Linked DNA regions of Homo sapiens: region 1 is linked to region 2. Evidence: chromatin loops called from intact Hi-C (ENCODE). Cell type or tissue: GM12878. All regions are shown on one strand. Each heading gives the region's core, and the rest is flanking DNA. Links, peaks and the distances in the headings are about the cores only.

Region 1 (4,400 bases), core at 186-4,185, 120 kb before region 2:
GATTGCTGGGTCAAATGGTATTTCTGGTTCTAGATCCTTGAGGAATTGCCACACTGTCTTCCACAACTCCCACCAACAGTGTAAAAGCATTCCTATTTCTCCATATCATCTCCAGCATCTGTTGTTTTCTGACTTTTTAATGATCGCCACTGTAACTGGCGTGAGATGGTATCTCATTTGGTTTTGATTTGCATTTCTCTAATGACCAGCGATGATAGATTTTTTCATGTTTGTTGGTCATGTAAATGTCTTCTTTTGAGAAGTGTCTGTTCATGTCCTTTGCCCACTTTTTGATGGGGTTCTTTGTTTTTCTTTCTTGTAAATTTGTTTAAGTTCCTTGTAGATTCTGTATATTAGACCTTTGTCAGATGGACAGATTGCGAAAATTTTCTCCAATCTGGAGGTTGCCTGTTCACTCTGATGATAGTTTCTTTTACTGTGCAGAAGCTCTTTAGTTTAATTAGATCCCATTTGTCAATTTTGGCTTTTGTTGCCATTGCTTTTTGTGTTTTAGTCATGAAGTCTTTGCCCATGTCTATGTCCTGAATGGTATCGCCTAGGTTTTCTTCTAGAGTTTTTATGATTTTAGGTCTTATGTTTAAGTCATTAATCCATCTTGAGTTATTGTTTGTATAAGGTGTAAGGAAAGGGTTCAGTTTCAGTTTTCTGCATATGGCTAGCCAGTTTTCCCAGCACCATTTATTAAATAGGGATTCCTTTCCTCATTACTTGTTTTTGTCAGGTTTGTCGAAAATCAGATGGTTGTAGATGTGTGATGTTATTTCTGTGGCCTCTGTTCTGTTCCGTTGGTCTATATATACATCTGTTTTGGTACCAGAACCAGGTTGTTTTGGTTAATGTAGCCTTGTAGTATAGTTGGAAGTCAGGTAGTGTGACGCTTCCAGCTTTGTTCTTTTTGCTTGGGATTGTCTTGGCTGTATGCGCTCTCTTTTGGTTCCATATGAAATTTAAAGTAGTTTTTTTCTAGTTCTCTGAAGAAAGTCAATAGTAGCTTGATGGGAATAGCATTGAATCTATAAATTACTTTGGGCAGTATGGCCGTTTTCACAATATTGATTCTTCCTATCCATGAGCATGAGATGTTTTTTCATTTGTTTGTGTCCTCTCTTATTTCCTTGAGAAGTGGTTTGTAGTTCTCCTTGAAGAGGTCCTTCGCATCCCTTATAAGTTGGATTCCTAGGCATTTTATTTTCTTTGTAGCATTGTGAATGGGAGTTCACTCATCATTTGGCTCTCTGTTTGTCTATTATTGATGTATAAGAATGCTTGTGATTTTTGCACATTGATTTTTTATCCTGAGACTGCTGAATTTGCTTCTCAGCTTAAGGTGTTTTGGGGCTGAGACAATGGGGTTTTCTAAATATACAATCATGTCATCTGCAAACAGAAACAGTTTGACTTTCTCTCTTCCTATTTAAATATACTTTATTTCTTTCTCTTGCCTGATTGCCCTGGCCAGAACTTCCAACACTATGTTGAATAGGAGTGGTGAGAGAGGGCATCCTTCTCTTGTGCCAGTTTTCAAAGGGAACGCTTCCAGCTTTTGCCCATTCAATATAATATTGGCTATGGGTTTGTCATAAATAGCTCTTATTATTTTTAGATATGTTCCCTCAATACCCAGTTTTTTTAACTGTTTTTAGCATGAAGGGGCATTGAATTTTATCGAAGGCCTTTTCTGCATCTATTGGGGTCTCACCCAGTTGGGTGGCACGGGGAGCAGGACCCATTTAACAAAGCACTTTGGCTGTCCCTTGGTGGAGGGGGTGTGCCATGCTGGGGGGAAACTCACTCGTCTGAGTTGCCCGGATTACTCAGAACTAGCAGGAGGAAAGACTAAGTCTGCTGGTCTGCAGAGAATATAGCCACTCCTCCTCCTAGGAGCTCAGGCCCAGGGACATCAGAGTTCTGTCCCTGAGCCCCTGAATGGAGTTGTTGGAGTTCCTCCAGGGAGGCACCCCAGTGAGGAGGGATGGGTCAGGGTCAGGCCTGAAGATGCACTCTGGCTGCAGTCTGCCACAGCCTGTGTGTTGCCCTGTGAGGAATAACCTCTTAAGACCAAGCCTTCCAGCCTCCCTGGCTCCAGCCAGGGAAAAGTGCAGCCTGGAGCTATAGAGATGGCTGCCACCCTTCCTCTACCCCAAGAGCTTAGTGTATTAGACAGCTAGCAGTCCCATTGTTGGCTGCTGCCCTTCCTCCAAGTCTCTTGGAAGGCTTAGACAGTAGGCGGCTGCCCCTCCCCACCAGGAACTCAGCCTGTTTAAGCAGTTTCTAGCTGAGTGGCTGTTGAGAATCTGCTCAGCTTTGTGGTTTTCTAGGCCCCAGTGGTGTGAGCTCACTAGTGAGATTTTCTAATCTGTGGATTACACAGTTCCATGGGAAAAGCACAGTTTCCCAGGCTGGATAGCACTCTTACTCACCACCTTCCTTGGCTGGGGGGTGGAAGCTCCCCTGTCCTGTGTGGCTCTCAGGTGGGCCACTGCACCATTCTGCTCTTCCTTTCTTTCTGTGGGTCACGCCAGCTGCCTAGGGTCAGTCCTGATGACAGAACCTGCATACCTTGGTTGCCGGTGCTGGATTTGCATGCTGTTTTGGTTCTTTTCAGTGGGAGCGTCTGATCACTGCTGCTTCTAGTTGGCCATCTTGACTGCAGTCATTCTTTCTATCTTAGAGCTTCTGATAGATGTGTAGTAGTATCTCACTATGGCTTTAATTTGCATTTTCCTAATGGCTAAAAACATAGAACATCTTTTCATGTGCTTATTTATCTTCTGTATTTGTTTTTTGACGAAATGCCTTTTCATGCCTCCTGCCCATTTTCTACTTGGATTGTTAGCTTTTTTGTTATTGAATTTGGAGAATTTAAAATATATATATATTCTTGACATTAGTCCTTTGTTGGGCATATGGTTTTAAAATATTTTATTCTCCTCTATGGTTTGCATTCTTATCCACTGTTACAGTTTTTTCTGATTCATTCTAATTCCTAGCCTCTTTCCTTCAATGCTGTCTTCAGAGGTATTTTAGTACCAGGAACTCCTAACATGAAAATCCTTGTAGGATTCCAGTAGAGACTGGAAAATTGTTTATAAAACTGGTAAAATTTACATAAATATCTGGATCTTAGCTTCTCCAAAAGAATCAGGTAATCAGGCAACACTGGTTTGCATTTATTTTGATAACACTCAGAACTCACTTTAGATAGTACTCTCTGAGTTTTCACTTTCTTCACTTTTTCCTGTTGGCTAATAACCAGACTGCTTTATTTACTTCTGTTAGAGTTTGTATATGGTTGGTTTGTCCCACCAAATCTTACATTGAAGTTTGATCCCAGTGTTGGAGGTGGAAACTACTGGGAGGTATTTGTGTCACTGGGGGTGGATCCCTCATGAATAGATTAATCCTTTCTCTGGGGAGGGGTTGAGATGAATGAGTTCTCATACTATTAGTTCCCATGAGAGCTGGTTATTAAAAAAGAACCTAGAGTTTCCTTCTCTCACTTCCTCTCTTACCAGGTGATCTCTGTACACATTGGCTCCCCTTTGCCTTCTGCCATGAGTGAAAGCAGCCCGAGGCTTTTGCCAGATGCAAATGCCCAATCCTGAACTTTTCAGCACTCCAGAATTGTGAGCCAAATAAATCTTTTTTCTTTATAAATTGCCCAGCCTCAAGTATTCTTTTATAGCAGGACAAAATGGACTAAGATGCTTCTTTACCTGCCTAGCCCTGGTAGGCATTAAGATTTTAACCCCTGGCTGACACAGTACAGTTTAAATTCTCTTGCATGATATGGTAGGCTGAATTATGTTCCCCAAAAACACCTAAGTCCTTGTAAAACAAAAATAAAATTCTAACCCCCCCACCCCCACCCCAACCATCTGAATGGACTTCCTCCTCAGCCAGGACACTCTTAAAATTTAACCTGAAAGATTGGTTCAGGCCATTGCAGGAAGTGGGGCTCAGACATGCCTCATTACGCCTCTCTGGCATTAACATCAACACAGACCTTAAGTCTGATAAGAAGTATTTACAATCTATTCTCTCTGAAGCCTGCTACCTGAAGACTTTCTCTGCACACTAAGAACTTTAGTCTCCACAATCCTTTATCTTAACCCAGACATTATCTATTTTCTTTCTATTGATCCCAGGTCTTTATATAAACTCAACCATTTGGCAACCAGAAAATTTAAAAATCACCTATAATCTGGAAGCTCCCCCCAGCCCCCCACTTCAAATTGTCCTGCCTTTCTGAACTGGACTCATGTATTTCTTAAATGTATTTGATTGAAGTCTCATGTCTCCCTAACATGTATAAAACCAAGCTGCACCCCAACTTACACAGCGTCCATGTGAAGAGACCACCACAGGCTTTGTGTGAG
Region 2 (4,400 bases), core at 90-4,089:
GTGGAAGAGTTAGAGAAGCAGAGTCTAGGCTGGTCTCTGGAAATGACTTTTGGAACAAAACTGACTAAAAGTATAGCGACTTTTTCTATAATTAGAATGTTGGTGGATGAGGAAGCTACTGTACCCCTTTTGGCTCCAGGATCTCACATCACTCCATGTCTAACTGGGGGTCAAGAAGCTGCCCCACGGGGAGCTGGTTCCAAAGCCATCACATGCTGGCTAGAGCCACATCCACAAAATAGATGCCTCGCATTTTGCCACTTCCCTCCTTGCAGAACTTGGTTCTACATTCAGGTCTCACACAAGTGCCTCTGGTTATCTTGGTGCAAGGAAGTCTGGGATATATAGTTTTCAGTTTTCCAGCCTCTGTAGTAGAGAAAGGCACACCAGGAGGAGGTTGTAAGAGATGTTCATTTCTTGATCTGCCATTTAGCTGCCGGAACTGTGGACATTAGCCAACTCCCTGGGACAAAAGTTTCTACTCAATCCAGCTCCTGTTCTAGCAAGATACCCCAGGCCACACATAAGAGGAACAGCCACCATGGGCTTAGTGTCTGTGAATTTATATCCTGAGCTGCCTACCTTAACCACCAAATCCCACTGCTTCTGCCATCCACACCCTTGCCTCATCCCTTCTGTTTGGCATATAGTTCACTCAACCTTGGCCTTTCTCCCGGGTAAGCATATGTCTTCTGTGGCTTGATGGAATTTCCGCAGATGGCCTACACAGCCCTAGGACTGTCCCTTACCATGAGGGGTCCTGAAAGCGGGTGTCTTCTTCCACTTCGATCCAATTTGTCTCACCGTCTAGGGTGTGACTTGTTTACAATCAAACCCCAATGCTGGGAACAATTTAGTTTTTCACTTCTTCAACAACAAGCTTGGAAAAAAGTGTCATTTTGGTGCACCTTCACAAAATGCTGCTACCCTACAAGGATGCTAATGTCAATGTGTATCGTGAAGATACAACAGGACAGATGTGGTTCACATTGGTGGTTCACACTGTAAGAATCTTATTTTTCTCAATAAAAAGTGCATCTTGGCTACAAAATATTGTGTGGGGTCATGACCCCATTAATTTCTTTAAATGAAATTTCATTTCAGGTAATTATATTATACTAAATGATGTCAGACAAGTATTAAATAAGCCTGTGGAAATAATCATCCTTCAATAACGGAGAAATTGAAAGCTGCATTTTATTCATGACTGAGCATAAATAACATGTTTAGATTTCATTGTTTAGTAAAAAATGATGCATAAATTAACTCTTCCCCTAATTTTAGTTCTATTCAGACATGCCATTTTAATTCCTCTTAATGTACTCATTCATAGAGTTAGTACCAAGCGGTATAAAAGACACTAGTCTTCATCTCGTAATAATTTTAGCAAAGGTCCCTTTGAATCTACATGTATAGGTCGTATTTTCCTTCCTTTCGATGCAACACTAAATTAAACTCAGTATGTTGCTCAGACATGTGTTGGGAGAAATAGACAAAGGTTATATTGATGCATGTGGTTTCCTGGTCTTTTCTAGGGCATGATCTTATATTATCACCCTCCACCACCTGGCCTCAGCAATCAGTGAGAGGGCTGTGTTCCTATGAGCAGTTTCACATCCTCCTCCTGCCTTTCACACTGGCCATACAGGGAACCCCTGTGGCTGTCCCCGGATACTGCAGGCTGCTGCCTCCTGCACACCTGCTATTGGCCAGATCACTCTGCCCCCTGGTCCCTGATGCCTGACTGTGTCCTTGGGTGAGATGCACCTGAGAAACTGTAGCAGTGCTGCTTGGAACGAGGGCATCCCAGTTAGCTATGGATCAGGACTCTTGCTCATTTTCACCACCTTTGGCCAGAGCACAGCCAAATGTCCAGTTCTCTACTGTGTTTCTCTCCCTTGGCTGGAACAAGGACATAAGCCTCTGCAGGCCCCGGGACACCCCACCCTGCCTCACTGAAAACGAGAACCTCTCTTGGGAATGTGCAGAGCTCTGGGAGGTTGCTATTCCAATTCAACCAGAATTTCATGAATTGTGCTTTCCAGTTTCATTTGGAGAAACAGTTGCTTTGATTAAAATACAGGTATACTTCCTCAGAGATACTGTTGATTTAGTTCCAGACCACTGCCGTAATGGTCACAGTAAAGTGAGTCACATAAATGTTTTTGTTTTCTGGTACATATAAAAGTTATGCTTACACTAAACTCTAGTCTCTTAAATATGCAACAGCATTATATCTAAGAAAAATGTATGCAGCATAATTAATTTTTTTTATTGCTAAAGATAGAGCAAGGAGGATACTAAAAGAATCTGTCTTCCACCTCGGGGGTGAAGGGGGCAACTAGACATTCATCCACTTATTTATTTTGGAGCCTCTGAGCCCCCTCTGAATTCCCTCTGACCCACCCCCCCACCACACACAACAGCAACAACAACACACACACACACACACACACACACACACAGCCTGTGGAATGGCAGAGAACACACAGAAGGACACACACACACCCAAGCTTATGGGAACAGATAATTTTGAGACTTCATGTACCACCAACCCCAGAGCAGAGTTCTTGGTGACAGTGGGAGCTGCTGCCTCTGCAGCCTGAGGACAGAAAACTTCTAACCTGCTATTTGAAAGCAGTCTATTCCCTGCTTCCAGCAACCTCTACCGATGTTTACAGATGGCTCCACCATTACTCATCACCCTCTTGGGGCACTAATTTTGTCTTAAAGTTTAGTTTCGTTTTTTTGCGAAAAATTGAGTTTAGTTTCCTTTTGTGAAGAAGTCGCTCCACCCTTCTTACATCTGATAGTCCTTCACAGCTTATCTCTTCAGCCCAGAAGAGTAACACATGTCTCCTAAGAACTGTATTATTGAATCTTCTGGACACTCAAGGAGGTACCTACCATCTATCTGACTTAAGATGTATAATGCTATGCATGCATTTGAAGACCCATGTGTTCCCCCGATTAAATTATTCACTCTTCCGGAGGGAAACCACTATTCCGATCTTATTGACACATATTTCTTAATTTTTCTTATTCTCCTTCTGCTTGCTTTCAAATAATCTCGGTCAAAGTTTGGGTGTTTTTCCTGGTCCTCCTTTACCCCAGTGGTATCTTGGTCCCTCCATTACATAATGCCAGATAATGGAGGGATGTGTATGGTCTTGATTTACAACTGAATACCTGGCTTCTAAGCCTCTCATCTGATCCTGAGACCTGGCCAGCCTTCATGTTGGAGGACTTTCAGATGTCTAGCCAGCCCACACCAATTCACTGCACGTCTACTGCTGGTCATGAGCCTTTGCGGGCCTCGGGGCTCCCCACCTTGTTTCACTGAAAATGGGAACCTCTCTTGGGAATGTACAAAGCTCTAGGAGTTTACTATTCCAATTCATTCAGAATTTCATAAATTGTGCTTTCTAATTTCATCTGGAGAAACAGTTGCTTTGATAAAAATACAGATATACTTCCTCAGAGATACTGTAGATTTAGTTCCAGACCAGTGCTATAATGCAAATATCACAGTAAAGTGAGTCACATAAATGTTTTTGTTTTCTAGTACATGTAAAAGTTATGTTTACACTAAACCCTTAAATGTGCAATAGCATTATATCTAGAAAAATGTATGTACCATAATTAAATTTTTTATTGCTAAAAAATGCTAATAATCATCTGAATCTTCAGTGAGTCATACTCTTTTTGCTAATGGATGTTTATGGCTGCTGACTAATCAGGGTGGTGGTTGCTGAAGGCTAGGGTGGCTGTAGCCTTTTTCTAAAAGAAGACAACAATGAAATTTGTTGTATCAATGGACTCTTCCTTTTGCAAAAGATTTATCTGTAGCATGTGATGCTGTTTGATAGCATTTTACCCACACTAGAACTCCTTTCAAAATTGGAGTAAATTCTCTCAAACTGTGCCAATGCTTTTTCAACTAAGGGTTTTATGTACTATTCTAAATCCTTTGTTGTCATTTCAACAACGTGCATAGCATCTTCCCCAGTAATACATTCCATCTCAAGAAACCACTTTCTTTGGTCATTCATAAGAAGCGACTCCTTATCCATTCAAGTTTTATCATGAGATTGCAGCAATTCAGTCACATCTTCAGGCTCCATTTCTAATTCTAGTTCTCTTTCTATTTATTCCATATCTGCAGTGACTTCCTCCACTGAAGTCTTGAACTTCTCCAAGTCATCCATGACGGTTGAAATTAACTTCTAAACTCCTATTAATGTTAACATTTTGACCTCCTCTTATGAATTACAGATATTTTAAATGGCATCAAGAATTATAAATTCCTGGCTGTGTGCGTGGCTCATGCCTGTAATCCCAGCACTTTTGGAGGCTGAGGAGGACGGATCACTTGAGGTCAGGAGTTCAAAACCAGCCTG

The links. Hi-C counts contacts between places; a loop is a spot of excess contacts. Peaks named below come from ENCODE experiments on the same cell type or tissue, not always from the same donor. Only the 100,000 strongest peaks of a DNase experiment are listed, where the experiment ranks them.
Region 1: a loop joins it to region 2, with 2.1 times the contacts of the local background. A loop is called at or near these places in 1 of 110 quality-filtered maps.

Annotation. Positions count from the first base shown.
Region 1 is chr2:75,431,050-75,435,449 of GRCh38, reverse strand. No RefSeq gene overlaps it. Among named protein-coding and RNA genes, the nearest start is that of EVA1A-AS, 91 kb to the left of the region's middle. RefSeq lists enhancers at 1,884-2,043, 2,074-2,153, 2,354-2,623, 2,634-2,713 and a silencer at 2,194-2,283. In GM12878, for the core only: no CTCF peak of the experiment used is centred there; DNase peaks (open chromatin) are centred at 2,449, 3,439 and 3,912; H3K4me3 peaks cover 2,001 bases; H3K27ac peaks cover 2,878 bases.
Region 2 is chr2:75,309,407-75,313,806 of GRCh38, reverse strand. No RefSeq gene overlaps it. Among named protein-coding and RNA genes, the nearest start is that of TACR1, 110 kb to the right of the region's middle. RefSeq lists an enhancer at 1,760-1,829. In GM12878, for the core only: a CTCF peak has its summit at 1,660; a DNase peak (open chromatin) is centred at 1,626.